Regions from separate parts of the Mus musculus genome. Here region 2 is linked to region 1. The links are chromatin loops, found by intact Hi-C in ENCODE. Cell type or tissue: left cerebral cortex. All regions are shown on one strand.

Evidence for each region. Peaks named below come from ENCODE experiments on the same cell type or tissue, not always from the same donor. Only the 100,000 strongest peaks of a DNase experiment are listed, where the experiment ranks them.
Region 2: a loop joins it to region 1, with 3 times the contacts of the local background. A loop is called at or near these places in 14 of 42 quality-filtered maps.

Annotation. Positions count from the first base shown.
Region 1 is chr10:75,056,368-75,064,367 of GRCm38, forward strand. It overlaps Bcr (BCR activator of RhoGEF and GTPase), which reads left to right and starts at 4,529. Exons shown (of 23, transcript NM_001081412.2): 1 at 4,529-5,943. The coding sequence starts at 4,659. In left cerebral cortex, a CTCF peak has its summit at 3,171; DNase peaks (open chromatin) are centred at 117, 2,895, 3,171, 3,564 and 6 more places; H3K4me3 peaks cover 4,700 bases; H3K27ac peaks cover 1,839 bases.
Region 2 is chr10:75,107,960-75,115,959 of GRCm38, forward strand. The region is part of intron 1 of Bcr (BCR activator of RhoGEF and GTPase); the gene reads left to right. Among named protein-coding and RNA genes, the nearest start is that of Bcr, 51 kb to the left of the region's middle. In left cerebral cortex, no CTCF peak of the experiment used is centred here; DNase peaks (open chromatin) are centred at 4,006 and 4,616; H3K27ac peaks cover 696 bases.

The DNA of each region.
Region 1 (8,000 bases):
GCTTCAGAAGCTTCATGAATAATTGATCCTGCAAAAGGTGGGTGGAGCTGCTTCTAATGAGAGTCCTGCTCAGTCATTGGGAACCCAGGCCAGCAGCTCCAAAGAAGGCCCACTGCCTACTTGGCAAGGCTACCCTACCGAGATCCCTGCTGCCTACTATAGACGAGGGATTTGTAAGCTTGTGGGAAGTCCACCAGCCATGCACTGTTCAGCACAGCGTGAGCAAACAGAGCAGAGAGAATTGGTGCTGTTGTTGCTTCTATCTCCCCTGAAGACAACGGATCACATGACAGATAACAGATGGGTAACACAGCCACATCCCGCTTAAAAGAGAGAGAGTCCTCTCCGGCCTCCCGCAGGGGTGGAGATAGGGAGGATGATTGGGTAGAGTAGGAGAAATAAAGTTTTATTTTTTTTCTTCACTGTACCGGACGTTCACTTTAGGGCAGTGGTTCCTGTCTTTCCTAATGCCTTGAATACAGTTCCTCATGTTCTGGTGATAAAATTATTTTCACTGCTACTTCGTACCTGTAATTTTGCCGCTGTTATCAATCTCATAATGCAAAACATCGGATATGCAGGATGTATTTTCATAGTTACCCACGGGTTGAGAGCCACCTCCCTAGGGCCTTGCATATGCTAGTAAGCCCTCTACTATTGGACTCAGTCTGTCTGCCTGCCTAGGTTTAATTCCCAGCACCAAATAAACCAAGCATGGTGATGCATACTTGTTTGGAACCAAAGATGAGCACTGGGTACCTGAAATCTCACATAGGATTCTCTGCCTCTCCTTGCAGTCAGACCCCCATGACTGATCGTTCTCCCTAATTTCCCACACCCAACCCATCTTACAAGTCCTATGGGCTCCACTCCTAAAATGGACTTGCAAACTATCACGCTCTCCCAGTCACCTTACTTCCAACCTAGTCTAAGTCAGCAGCTTCTCTCTCCATAGACAGCTGCCACAGACCGGTTCTTACTGCTATGTCATCTAACTCTCCCACCCAAACATATCAGGCAGGTCTCTTTCTGCTTACTGTGTGGACCGCTGACCTAGCAGCTGCCGGGAGCACTTCAGTACAAATCCATTGAAGTTCAATTCGACATTCTGCTCTTTGATCCATTGAAGCCAACGTTTTAGTGCCTGGGATCCACATGGAGAAGGTACACAGATTTTAAAACGTTGACTGTGGCGGGAAGTTCTGGACCATGCATAAGGCCCATTTGGTGACTTGACTTGCCTTTAAAATGAAGCCTAAGTCTCTTAGGGATATAGAAGCCTACCTATGATCTTACCTCCTGCTCCCCACACCGACCTCATCTCCTAATTTAGCTGTTCCTCAAATAGCTACTTTCTGAAGCCTCTTTCTTGTTCTCTATCTCATCTGCTATAGCCCTAGCCCACTGCCCTAGCTGTGGCCCTAGCCCACTGTCACCTTGTCCAGGCTAGCCCTTCCCCAACTTTTGCCTTATTCTCTGCTGACCCAGCTCTGCCTGCCTTCTCTTTCAGTCTGTTTGTCTTTTGTGCTCGCTCTCTCTCTCTCTCTCTCTCTCTCTCTCTCTCTCTCTCTTACACACACACACATCTCTGCTGGCTGTGCTTCTTCTGGGCCATACATATATCCCAATTTGTCCACTACTTGCTGACAAATAATCTGAAAGCTTGCAAAGTTAAGACCTAGCAGAAACAAACTCTGGAAGGATGAGATAGACTGTAGTATGGATGATCCTTACGCCTCTCCTTACCCTGTCCTGCTAGTGAAGGACAGATGATGAGAACGCGCTATAGGAAAGGAGAGGAAGGGAGAGGAGAGAGGCTCTGTGCAGAAAAGAACCAGAAGCTTAGTGTTAGCCAGGGTGGTCCTGAGGATGAAAGGCTTTCCTTGGCTGTCTGACGGGGGGGGGGGGGGGGGACCACTATCTGGCTGTGCCCTTGTACTCAACGAGCACTTTGCTATGTCAAGAGAACAGAGCCTGCAAAACCCAACGGACAGCTTCTGAGTTTTAAAAGCAAATTTATTTATTTATAAAATATTAAAAGCTAGCATGCGGGCGCATAAACATAGTCCCAGCTGCTCAGGAGGCCGCAGCCAGAAGTGGATCACTTGAGTCCAGAAGTATGGGCCCTCATCTCAAAATAAATGAACGGTTGAGTACATGGAAAATATTTACAGGAGAGGGAGAGGGAGGAGTGTGGTTCAGTGGCAAAGCGGATGCTGAGCGTGTTAACAGGTCCCGGGGTTCCAACTCCCAGCACCTCACACACCAAAAACTCTGCACAAATTATCATATGGATGAATGGCAGCACCCTCTCCCACCAAAGTACTAATTGCTGTTCCACACATTAATGGTTATATGGGCCCTACCAAGCCTACTGGGAACTTAAGGACCCAGTCAACAGGGGGGGGGGGGGAGAAGAAGAAGAATGTAGTCTTTGGAAGAGTCTCCTTTTTTCAGATGGCCAGGAAATAGGGTTCCAGAGGCCTGAGCTCTTCTCGTCTCGCCTGCCTGGCTCACTTATTGAATGAGCCCATCAGATCATTATGGGCGGCAGCTAGTATTGATTGTGACCCTGTGAGGTCACGGCTTTGGCTTTTTTTTCTCTCCGTTCTCTCTCCCCTCCCTCTCTCTCTCCTCTGTCTCTTTCCTCCCTGTATCTGTGTGTCACTGTCCCTGTTTGTCTCTGTGCTCTGTCTCCATCTCTCTTCTGTCTCTCTCCTGTCTCTGTGTCTCTCTGCCCCAGTCCCCTCCGCCACCCCCCCCTCCCCGTGTGTGTGTTATCTGTCTGTGTCTTTCTCCTTTTTATGTACTGTTAGGGATTAATCCATGTCTTACCAAATAAGACCTCTACCATTGAGCCACGCCCCCAGCGAGGATCAGGCTTTTTAACTTGCTCATTCTACCAAGGAAGTACTTCACTGTTGTGCTTCTGGGATGCCTGCTCTCTCTCTCTCTCTCTCTCTCTCTCTCTCTCTCTCTCTCTCTCTCTCTCTCTCTCTCTCTCTCTCTCTCTCTCTCTCTCTCTTTGTTTTTGTTTCAAAGCTCAGAAGTCAAGTCACCAGCAAAACTATTTCTTCTCTGCAATTGCGTTGTTTACTGCCTGCTGGGCAAGAGGTAGGCGGGGAAGGAAGGAACAAGAGATTAAAAATGTCTACAGAGGGCAGCAGCGAGCTGCACAGCGCTCACAGAGTTCCTGAGCGGGGCTCCAAAGACTCGCCAGCCCTACCAACGTTAACACAAACTGAACCCTACTAGGTGCAGACAACAGGCTGGATGGAAGCGAGTTCCAGGGCCGGAAAGAGAATCCCGGCCTAAGTCAGGGAGGCCCTGCTGATCTGGCTGCTGGCGCTGGGCTCTAATTCTCTAGAAAAGCATGATAACAGTTTATAACCAAGGAAATAACAGTTGTGGAAGCAGGTGTTCTGGTTTTATCTCAGAGCTCGGGGAAACTGAGGCACGGAGATGGGAGAAGTGGTCAAAATTGAAGCTGTTCTTCAGCTGCCAAATCCTATTGCCTTTCACCTCACCCAGCAGGCTGGCCTGGGTTTCATTTTGTATTCTGGAGAGTTCCTGCAGAGAGCATCTCTGCTAAGTGCCTCAGATCCCTAAGCTTCGTTGGGAGCCATTAAAGATTTCCTGTCTTCCACCAGCTCTGTTGCTGAGAAGGAGGTGTGCGATCCTTTCACAGAAAGAAAAAGACCCCGAAAATACTACATTGGCCTCCAGAGGTCAAAAGTCATTACTCAGGAAGGGAGATACGTTGACCGAACAGATGGGGAGACATTCCTAAGTTATCATTCAGTGTAAGGAGTCCGGTGACAACTGAGTGGCCATTGTGAAGCTTCATCACCCACCTCCAGCACCAGAGGTTCACTGGCTAGCACCCGGGCTGTTGGCTTGCACCGTTGACCTGCCCCGGTTGATTTCTCAATAGTTTGGGCCCTGCTGGGTGTTCATTGGTGCGGTCAGCACCGAGGTTGGTGGATGCAGAAAAGAGGAAACAGGCATGAGAGTCTCCGTGGTGAAAGGATCGCTTCGAATCACCCGGTCTGGGGCGCCTCTGTGTACAGAAGGGGATCAGACCGGTTAGCAGCCGTCCCGGGTCCGATTTAAGGACCCAACGCTCTTCCCGCGGCGCGGCCCCTTTAAGAGGCGCGCCCAGCCCCGTCAGCCGCTCCGCGGCCACCGCCCCCCGGTCCTCCCCTTCCTGCAGCGCTGAGTGCGGGCCGGGGCGGGAGTGCGGCGAGAGCTGGCCGTGTCGAGCGGAGCGCCTGCCCGGAAAGCTGCGGAGCGGGGCGGGGCGGCGCGGGAACCGGAGGCGAGGAGCCCGCGGGGCTGCGGCCGTGGGCCGGCGGTGGGCCTGCTCTGCGGAGGACGGCTCCCGCCGCCGCCGCGCGCGCTGCGGAGCCCCGCACACAATAGCGGCGTGCGCAACCCCGCGCCCTTCCCCCCGCCCGCGCGCGCCCCCCACCCCCAGCCGCCGCCGCCGAGCCTCCCACCTCACCTGCGGCCCCCGGGGGCGGGCATTGTTCGCCGCCGCATCCGCGGGGCCATGGGAGCCACCGGGCTCCCCAGCCCGGGCCCGGTGAGAACGCCGCGCCGCCGCTGAGCCGGACTCCGGGCGCGCAGCTCGGCGGCGCAGGTGAGCCGGCCGCGCCATGGTGGACTCGGTGGGCTTCGCCGAGGCGTGGAGGGCGCAGTTCCCGGACTCGGAGCCGCCGCGCATGGAGCTGCGCTCGGTGGGTGACATCGAGCAGGAGCTGGAGCGCTGCAAGGCCTCCATTAGGCGCTTGGAGCAGGAGGTGAACCAGGAGCGCTTCCGCATGATCTACCTGCAGACGCTGCTGGCCAAGGAGAAGAAGAGCTACGATCGGCAGCGCTGGGGCTTCCGCCGTGCAGCGCAGCCCCCCGACGGCGCCGCCGAGCCCCGAGCGTCCGCCCCGCGCCCGCCGCCCGCGCCCGCCGACGGCGCAGACCCGGCGCCCGTCGAGGAGTCCGAGGCGCGGCCGGACGGAGAGGGGTCACCGAGTAAGGGGCGGTCAGCGTCCGCCCGCAGGCCAGCGGCTGCTGCATCGGCGGACCGGGACGACCGAGGGCCCCCCACCAGCGTGGCGGCGCTCAGATCCAACTTCGAGAAGATCCGCAAGGGACCTGCCCAGCCCGGCTCTGCCGACGCCGAGAAGCCCTTCTACGTGAACGTCGAGTTCCACCACGAGCGCGGCCTGGTGAAGGTCAACGACAAAGAGGTGTCCGACCGAATCAGTTCCCTGGGCAGCCAGGCCATGCAAATGGAGCGCAAGAAGTCCCAGCAGAGCGCCGGGCAGGGCCTGGGGGAAGCACCCAGACCCCATTACCGTGGGCGCTCCTCGGAAAGCAGTTGCGGCCTTGACGGTGACTATGAGGATGCAGAGTTGAATCCCCGCTTCCTGAAGGACAACCTAATAAATGCCAACGGCGGCAACAGGCCCCCTTGGCCGCCCCTGGAGTACCAACCCTACCAGAGCATCTATGTCGGAGGCATGATGGTGGAAGGGGAGGGCAAGAGCCCTCTCCTGCGAAGCCAGAGCACTTCAGAGCAGGAGAAACGCCTAACCTGGCCTCGCAGGTCCTACTCGCCTCGGAGTTTCGAGGACAGCGGAGGTGGCTACACGCCGGACTGCAGCTCCAACGAGAACCTCACCTCCAGCGAGGAGGACTTTTCCTCTGGCCAGTCCAGCCGCGTGTCACCAAGCCCCACCACCTACCGCATGTTCCGGGACAAGAGCCGCTCACCCTCGCAGAATTCGCAGCAGTCCTTTGACAGCAGCAGCCCCCCGACGCCACAGTGCCAGAAGCGGCACCGGCAGTGCCAGGTTGTGGTGTCTGAGGCTACCATCGTGGGTGTCCGCAAGACTGGGCAGATCTGGCCCAGTGATGGGGACAGCACCTTTCAAGGGGAAGCAGGTGAGTGCCTTGTGTGGGCATACTTGGACCTGTTCTGGACTCTTGAAGTAGATTGGCATGGGAGAAAATGGGTACTTTTTGGAGTGATTTTCAAGTGCTTTTGTGCCTCTTTGGCCCTGCGCCTGAACTGACTCCACCCCCTTCTTCCTGAAGGGGAATGGATGGGGGTGGGGGAATAGAAGGGAATGGCTGGTGGTGTGCTCTCTTGGGTCTAGATCTAGAGCAAGGTGGGTTTTGCGGAAGTATTGGGAAAGAGATGGCCACGTGCCCTCTCCAAGCTGGACCACAAAGTCGGTCATCTCTGCCACCTGGATTAACTCCTTGAGTGGGGCGCGGGGGGGGGGTGTGTGAGGGGGAGAAGGTGATCTGTGCAGGCTCTCCACAACCCGCCACCTGGTTGTTCTGGTCTTGGAGTGGTAATATGACACGTTGGGGGAACCCAAGATGTGCAAGCTGCCTGAGGGCTTAGATGTGTCAGATTCACTTGTCAGCCAGTGAGCAGGTGAGGAAAGGAAGCAGAAGTTGTGACTCAGTGGGCTACTGAAAAGCAAGAGGTTGAAGATCTTACGTGAGGTAATCCCACACCATCCTGACTGATTTGGCTTGGACAGGTCTTACCCATCATTACTCACCTGTAGACTCCTCCATCAACTGCCACTGAATTTTGTCTGTCGTTCTTTTTCAAACCCAGTGCTGTGCCAGTTCAAGGCATTCTTACACCTCTGAGTTAGGTCTCCAGACCCCACCTTCTTTTCTGGTCTTCCAGCGTGCTCTTGCCCCACTTCATTTTCTCAAGGGTGAGCTTTCAACAGGTTCTTTTTCTATTTTTTATTTTTTTCCAAGACGGGTTTTTGTGTGTGTGTGTGTGTAGCCCTGGCTGTCCTGGAACTCACTTTGTAGACCAGGCTGGCCTCTAACACAGAAATCCACCTGCCTCTGCCTCCCAAGTGCTGGGATTAAAGTGTGCCACCACTGACCAGTTTATTCAACAGGTTCTTGTTTGAGTCTCCTAATCTATGGTCTGACTCTAGCGCTAAGATAAACCATAACTTCTCGGCTGCACACAGCCACCGTTGGGTGTGTGGGGTAATGGGAAGAGGTTATGGGTTCAAGGTCCAGGCTGAATTTTCAATCGGAGTGAGGTGGGAGGGGTGCCGGCAGGCATAGGACTTGGGGGTGTACAGCTGTCAGGAATCTCTTGGCGTCTTTGCCTCTGTTGATTTGAGCTGATCTGGTCTTTTGCTTCACTGATTTTTCCCCCCCTCTTGCTGATGGAGTTGCACGTGCTTCATTTGTCAGAATCCTCTTGATAAAAAGCGAGGCTATTTTTGGCGCTATTAAGCTGCCTTTCTGTGCCCAGCACCCTGTCCTGTTCAGCAGCCTCCCGCTGCTGATCTTCCTTCCATCTGGGTTGATGCTGTGTGTAGCTGGACCTACCTGCCTCTACCCTGGGCCAGCTGCGTTCCTTGTCTCGGAGGAAGGGATGAGGAGCTGTGAGAGTCAGACATTTGCTCTGGAGGCACAGCAGCCAGCTCCTCTCAGGTCTGGAGGACTGCCCAGTGATTACTGGGCACCAGCCACATCCAGCCAGCTGTTTTTGAGGTGAACTCATCTGAGCTGGCTTTTGGTGCTCTAGTGATTGGGGGCATTTCTCATAAAGAGCACGGAGAGGCTTCCACGGAGACCAGTCTGATATTCTCTTGCCGGTAGGGAGTTCTAAGTTTCCAGAAAGTGGGGCCTAGCCTTTCCTATACCTACCGTAGAAATGACCATGCTGCCAGCCACATAATCAAACGTAGTGCAAGTCTGAGTAGGTAAAAGCAGGATGAGAAGGAGGTGGGCCCTGAGAGGGAGACAGGTTAGCTTCCCAACCAATGGCGTGCAAGGTCATTTCTTTTATTATATTTTTTTCTTTTTTGGTTTTTCGAGACAGGGTTTCTCTGTGTAGCCCTGGCTGTCCCAGAACTCACTCTGTAGACCGGGCTGGCCTCGAGCTCAGAAATCCACCTGCCTCTGCCTCCCAAGTGCTGGGATTAAAGGCGTGCCCTACCCCTGCC
Region 2 (8,000 bases), 52 kb after region 1:
TTCTAACATAAGCATTTGATAACTGCAAATGCATAGTTACCTCAAAACACTGTGTTTAACTCATCATAGAAATTGAGATGCAGTATATTTTGATTTTTTTACTCAGTTGAAACTACTTTCTTGTTTTCCTGGAGACTACCTCTTTGATCCAAAGATTAGTGTGTTTAATAATTGTGTTGAGTTGTTTAGTTTTTTTTTTTTTTCAGTTTAGAGATTTCTCCATTAATCTAGTTATTAGATAACTGTTTGTTTTTCCTTCTCCAAGAGAGACAGGTTCTCTGTGACCCAGAATGATTTAAAACTCATCATAGTGTCACAGGCTGACCTTGAACTCTTGTTTCTGTCTCCCACGTGCTGGGATTTCAAGCATGAGCCACTGCTGTCACCTTGTATGTAGCATGTTGTTTTCAAGACAGTTTTTTTTTAATCTGTGATTTTCAGCACATTGACTAAAATTATGTCCTGTCCGCGGTGTCTTGGCTTACCCTCTTTGGGGTTTATTATGTTCCTTGGCTTTGCAAACTGATGTCTTTCATCACATTTGGGATTTGCTTACCTACTGTTTCTTCCATTGTTTTCCCACCCTCTCTCCACTCTGCGACTCCTGAAGTATAAAATTAGAACTTTTGATGCAGTCCTGTAGATTTCTGAGGGCTTTTGTTTGTTTGTTTGTTTTGTTTTTAGATTTATCTTTAAGTTCAGTGAACCTAGTGACTGAGTTAGGGTTTTACTGCTATGAACAGACACCATGGCTAAGGCAGCTCTTAAAAAATATACTTATTTGGAGCTGGCTTACCGATTTAGAGATTCAGTCTGGTATCATCAAGGTGGGCACATGACAGCATCCAGGCTGGCATGTTACTGGAGGAGCTGAGAGTTCTACATCTTCATCTGAAGGCTGCTAGGAGAAGACTGGCTTCCAGGCAGCTAGGGTGAGGGTCTTAAAGCCCACAGGCACAGTGACACACCTGTTCCAACAAGGCCACACCTCCTAATAGTGCCACTCCCTGGGCTGAGCATATTCAAACTGTGATACCCAGGGTCGCTCCATTTACTGTTGGTTTCAGGGAATTTTGTCTTTGCCTCCTTGGGTTCCCCCTCCTGTGGTGCTGTGGATTAAACCCCTTGCCCTGTGCAGGGTGGGCGAGTGCTCTACCACCGAGCTATATCATTAGCCCTGTGGGGGCTTTGATTTATCTGCTCAGAACTCCTATCTCTCCTCTTTGCATTTGTTTCAAGACTCTTTCTTTGCTCCTCTTTGGTGATGGTTGTAGTGGTTGCATTAGAGTTTTACTCTTGATAATCCCAGCATTTGGGTTGTGTGTTGACACTTGACATTTTCTCTCGGTGTTTGTTTTGGTTGCCTACTTTATTGGCAGGTAATCTGGGATAGTGTCTCGGACGTTTTGAATATTATGAATATTATGGGGCCCTGGGTCCATTAGAGGTGTTTGGATAGGTAGTCAGCCAAGGCAGAAACATACTGAACATCCTGGCACCTTTCCTGGCTCTGCGATTCCAGCATCCATTCTACGATGTAACCCCCTGTGGTCAATCTGAAGTCCGTGCCTTGCTGACTCTAGTGATGCCACACTCGTGCAGCTGGGGAGTGGGTGAGGCCAGTCTTCAGATGTAAACTTTGGAGGTGGGGGTTGGGATCAAAACAGGGTTTTTCCTTGTAGCCCTGGCTGTCCTGGAAATCTCTCTATAGACCAGACTGGCCTCGAACTCACAGAGACCTACCTATCTCTGCCTCCCAAGTGCAGCAGGTCCACCATCACTGCCCAGCTTACGTGCTCACATGTATTCTTTAAAGATCTTTTTCTCCAGACCCTCTTCCACCACAAACTTCCATACATTCCACCTCTTGAGACCCATCCTTTCAGGTGTTCTGACTAGAAACACAGGAATTTCACCCTCCGTTACAGTGCGCAAGTTCTACCCTCACAGTCCACTGCCACTGTGCCAGTGAAGAAGACCAAGTGTCCTTCCTCTGCAAAGGCATTACCTAGTGGTATGAGACCACTGTAGCTTATAGGGCCACTCCCGCCACCTATGTGAGAAGGAAGACAAATGCCCTGTTTTTGCTAGTACTTACCGGTAGCAAGATGAACTCAGGAGAGTTCAGGCAACTACAGGATCCCCTTTGATCTTCTGGCTGGCAGACACCAGCCTTTCTGCATGCCTGGGTTTTAATTTTCATGTCTGCACCTGTCAGTGGTTGTAGGTTACTCTGGTGCCAATAAGAAGTAGAAAAATATAAAAAGTCATTGATAGAGCATCATCTTTATTTGGTTTTGGTTTTGTTTGTTTTTTTTGGGGGGGGGGATGAGTTTTATTCAAGGGTATGTCATGTTAGGTTCATGGGGAAAGGTATGGTCTTAGAGTTTTACTTCTGTGAAGAGGCACTATGACCACAGCAACTCTTACAAAGGAAAGCATTTACTTGGAGTTGGCTTATAGGTTTGGAAGTTTATTCCATTATCATGAGAGGAAGCATGAGGTGTGCAGGCAGACATGGTGATGGAGACTTCTACATGCCCAAGACATCTTGATCTGAAGGCAGCCAGGAGATACCCAGGGCAGAGAACTTGAACACTAGACCTCAGAGCCTGCCTCCATGGTGACACACTTCTTCTAACAGGGCTACACCTACTCCAAAAAAAGCCACACCTTCTAATGGTGCCTCTCCTCATGGGCCAAGCATTTGAACATATGAGTCTATGGGGCCAAACCTATTCAGACCACCACAGATATGGTTTCTCACCAGGAACTCAAAAGTTGAAGCCTGCTTGCCTCTCCCTCATCCCCACTTCTTTCTGGGTCTGTTGGGTAGTCCAGGTTGGCATGGAGCAGCCCACTGTCCTACCTCAGCATCCCAAGTCCTACCATAACAGACGTGTGTCCCCGGCTCTAGCTCCTACTTGGTGTGTTGGTGTATGTGTGTTGGAAACAGTACCTAGCTGTGTAGTCCTTCCTGCCCTCATACTCCAGAGTGCTGGGGTTCTAGGCGTATATATGCCACCACACCCAGCTGTCAGCGTCTGCTTTCTAGAGAAAAGTATACTCGTTGATTTGACTCCAGGGGGCAGAGCACACGTGTGCTGCAGGGTGCATGTAGAGATCTTTCTCTTTCCTCCCACCCTCTGGGCATCAGGGATCAATCCTAGTTCTTCAGACTTGGCAGCAGGCGTCTGTACTTGATGAGCCGGCTTCCTGCTTAGCTTCTACTTTTAAATGTCTTGTTTTCTGTGTGTGATGGTACTGCCTGAGGCAGATCATTTCCTCAGGATTCTGAGGCTGACCACCTAGGTTTTTCATTTCTGTCTTCCACATTAACTTTATCGATCTATCGATCTATCATCTGCCTGCCTATCTATCTATCTATCTATCTATCTATCTATCTATCTATCTATCTACTGGGACAGGGTCTCACTATGTAGCCTTGGGTATCCTGGAACTCTCTGTAGATCAGACTGGCCCTGAACTGACAGAGATCTGCCTGTCTCCACCTCCCAAGTACTGGATTTAAAGGCCCACACCGCCACCACTAACAGCCACTGCCACGCTAACTTTCTATGACCTTTCCTGACTTCCTTTAACCTCATTGAAGCTGAGACTCACACTGTGTGATTCAGGCCTGCCTTTGGTGCCTACATTTTTTTTTCCTCCCAGACTGGCTGATTGGAGCGGTTTGTAGTTTGTGAGCCCCCTGGGCCTATTGTAACTCCACTACTCCAGAGTATATGAGGAAGTCAGAAACGGAATGCCCTCTCTGGTCCGTGGTCTAAAAGCAGGACCGTAGGCTAGGAAGCTGGAGACTCTCAAGGACAAATACCTTCAGTCTCCTTGAAGTTGGCCAGAGGAGCAGGCACATAGAGTGGAGCCAGGGAGTGAAGAGTAGAAGGGCCAAGGTAAAGATCCAGAACCTTTGTGTCTTGTCGGAGCCCACACCACCCACAGTGAATGTTAAGTATGGGAGTAGGTGGGGACAGAATTCATAGGTTCACGTGTTCCATTAGACTGCCAGATGGCGTCCAGGGATCCAGGCAAGGATGTACCACACATTCCTGCTAAATTCCTTGGCTGTTTCCCACAGCAAAGAGAAGGGAACATGGTCAGCCTAGGTGGTGGGCAGAGCAGCGCCAGCCAACCCCAGCACGTGTGTGTGTGTGTGTGTGTGTGTGTGTGTGTGTGTGTGTGTGTGTGTGTAGTGTGTGTAGTATGTAGTGTGTGTAGTGTGTGTGTGTGTGTTGTGTGTGTGTGTAGTGTGTGTAGTGTGTGTGTGTGTGTGTGTAGTGTGTGTGTGTGTAGTGTGTGTGTGTAGTGTGTGTAGTGTGTGTGTAGTGTGTGTGTGTGTGTGTATGTGTGTATGTGTGTGTGTGTGTTGGGAAGGAGTCCATAAGGCTCCTAGTTCTGCCCAGCACGTTCTGCTGGTGCATTTTTTAAAAAGGTGTGGAGGTGTACCTATGTGACAGTAAAGTGGATAAGCTGTCTCTGAAAGAAAACCCTCTTTTTTCCATGTTAGAACAAGAGCAGCCACTGTTTCCATAGCACCTATCCCATGCCTGGCTGTTCCTACCAATCCAGCACAGCTCTTTTAGGGTTTCCGTGACTAATCTCTGCTGACAAAGGACCTTGGGGAGAGACGGTAGCTCATCTGGTACAGTATGGCCAGGCATAGTGAGGGTGGGACCTGGCATGGTTTGTCAGGTTTGCAAGAGGCTCCACCAGGGATGCATTCCCTGCCAGAGCACTGCGTGTTCTGTTCTCAACAACTGCATAGGAAAGGGGGGAAAAATACCCACCTGGGTGTGGGGCTGGGTTATAGGCTGGTAGGAAGGAAGGCCTGGCATGCTGCGTAGCTAGGAGGCAGTTTCTGGGAGTCTGTGGCCAGGGATTATGTTATCTCCCTAAAGCTTCATATATTTGTGGCCTGAGGAGTTTCTCACACTGACAGTGAGGTGGGCTCTGTAGTTAATGTGCATGCAGGTGTCTGTGCCTAGCCTACAAAGAGTATTAAGTCGGGCAGTAGACGTTAGTAGAAGTACCTAGAACAGAACAGGCATGGGGCAGCTATGGGATGCCACCGAATAAAGCAGCTAGAGGCAAAAAAGGGAGGTGAGTCCTGCCATCTATGTGGAGAATCAAAATGTGAGAAAGATATCTAATAGGTGGTTTTGTGAGCCACCCCATGTGGTTGCGGAGAATTGAACTCAGGACCCCTGGAAGAGCAGCCAGTGCTCTTAACCACTGAGCTATCTCTCCAGCCCAGAAAGATTCCTAATAAAAGACTTTTAAACTTTTTAAAAAATATTCAGAGTGCCCACATGTTATTCAGATTTGTGTGCACGTGTGTGCACACGTATGTATGCATACGTGTGTGTGTGTACATGTGTGTGTGTGCACACGTGTGCATCCATGTGCACACATGCTAGTGTGATCATGTAGAAGTGAGGATGCACCTTTCAGGAGTCGGTTTTTTCCTTCCACCATACGGGTCCCAGAGATCAAACTCGTTGGGCTTGGTAAGCAAGTACCTTCCCGTGAAGTCATCTTGCCAGGCTTAATAAAAATTTTAATTAAAAAGAGAGCTTGTGAACAATGAGGATCCCACAGGAAACCTTTCTTCCTGTGCGCCCACCCCTGTCTCTTGGGGCCTTTAACATCCCTAAGCGGTACCCTTTGGGAGCTCTCTCCGCTGAGGGCCGTGCCGGCTCCAGCTCCTGCTCTGGCTCCAGCTCCCACTTGGGTGCTCACTGCTTGCAGAGAGCTTCTGAGCAGCTTGTGCAGACTTAGGGCTCTGGCTGCGACTCCGTGTTGTACCCACTGGCCCTTTTCCTGGCAGAGGCAGCCTGTCTTGTTTGTCCTCCTGGTGACAACAGGCTGTTCTTGTTTGGAAACAAAAGATACCATCACTGCCTTTGTATGTCTTATTACTGTATTTCCCTCCTTTCCTAAAACACAAAGCTAGTGCCGGCGGCCTGTTTGTAACTGCCAGGCTCAGTGGACACGTACATGGTGTGCATCCTCCTGGTCTCACCCTGGGACCTGACCTATCTCAGCATGTGTACCTTCTAGGGCACTGGTTCTGAACCCATTGGGGTGGGGGTTGTTGAATGACCCATTCACAGGATCTCATATCAGAGATCTTGAATATCAGATATTTACATTATGGTTCATAAGAGCAAAATGACAGCTATGAAGTAGCAATGAAAATAATTATATGGTTGGGTGGGGGTGGGGGTGGTCACAGCGTTAGGAGGGTTGAGACCTATTGGTCTGGGAGCTCTTAGGAAAAGGAATAGGTCAGCCAGAGGGACTGGACACAAGGTATGGGTAGCTTTCCTGGTATTCAGTAACCAAAAAACATCACTTTGAGGTTTTGTGACTCGTTCCCAGTGAGCTCAGCCTATTCACCTTGCAGATAAAGCTGAGACCTAGTGTAAGTCCTCTAGTGAGTATCAGTTGTGGCCATTTGTCTGAACATCTCTTCCCTCCCCTCCTCTCCCTTCCCCTCCCATCTTCTTCACTGTCTCTCTCTCTCTTGTTCCCTTCTCCCTCCCTCCCCTCCTCTCTCCTCTTTTTTCCTTCCCTCCCTTACCCCCGTCCCTTCTCCTCTCTGACCGCCACCTGCCTTCTATATCCTCCTCTGTCTTTTCCTCCCCTCCCCATCTTCCCCTCCCCTCCCCTTCTCTCCCTGTCTCTCCTTCCCTCCCTTCCCTGCTTCCCCTCCCCTCCTTGGTCTCCTGTAGCTAGAGCAGGCCTTGGACTTGAGTAGTTGAGAATGACTTACTTCTGATCCCCCTGCCTCCACCTCCACGGAATCACAGGCGTGTCCCACCTACGCAGTGTTGGAGATCAAACCCAGAGTTCCATGCGTGCTAAGCAAGCATTCTACCAACCAACCGAGCTATATCTCTAGTCCTGTGCATTCTTTTCTTCTGACAGTTTCACAGAGACCCCGGCACTCCTGGGATTCTCCAGAGACTACAGTTTATTTATATTAATTTATTCGTGTCTTTAAATCTCCTGTATATCGGGCACCCCCGACCCCCCACTGTCGGCCATGTGTTTGGTTCACATCGAACTGTGTGAGTTTAGCTGTCCTGATGTCTTCACTGTCTAAGCCACTGATGGGTTCTCAGTGGTCCTGTGGATGTGTAGTTGTTTGCTTATCAGTTTAGATCTGGATACTGTAATATGGTACGGTGTAAGTGGTCTAGAGGTGTGTTCTACGAATGGGCCCTGCATTTTAAATGGTCATCAGCCCACAGAGGGACCAGAATAGTCCCCTTTCTTGAGCAAATATGAAAAACTGAAAGAAGATCCATAATCTGCATGTGAGTGTTGAGTAGGAAAACCCTATAGAGTGAGAGAAGGGACTCTGGAGACTTCCCTGGCCCGGGCAAGAGCAAGACTCAGCTTAAGCCTCCCCTGGAGAGGAGGGGGTCATGAAGATGACTCATAGGCCCGTCACATGAGGTTGCTATGAGCCAAGTGCTATGGAACACCCAGGGGCCCAGGCTGCTCAGGCCGCGGTGTGCACTGGAAAGCACTAGTAGGGACCAGTTAGACAGGGTCTACAACTCAGCCCAGATCTCTGTTCACACTTTGTCCTTAATGCTCTTGATTTCGTAGCAAGGATGAGGATAGAAAGAAGCAGAAACCAGGCTCCCATTTCACCTGCATCTCTAAGCCTTGACAGCGTTTCTGCCTGACCCTCAAGGCGGAATCCTGGGTACGAAGCTTGTGGAAGTGATGCCCACGAAGAGCCCTCCCCTCGAGGAAGAAGAGTAACATTCACGTCTGCATGTTCTCAGACGCACTGAGAGACACTCAGAATAAAGACCTGTGTGTGACACAAGGTGCAAAGGGGGCACTGAGAGACACTCAGAATAAAGACCTGTGTGTGTACCAGGGTTTTTCAGTCTTAGTCTAGCCAGACTTTAATAGAGGTACTGCCCTCTGGGAGACTTAAATCACCAGTAATTTCTCTG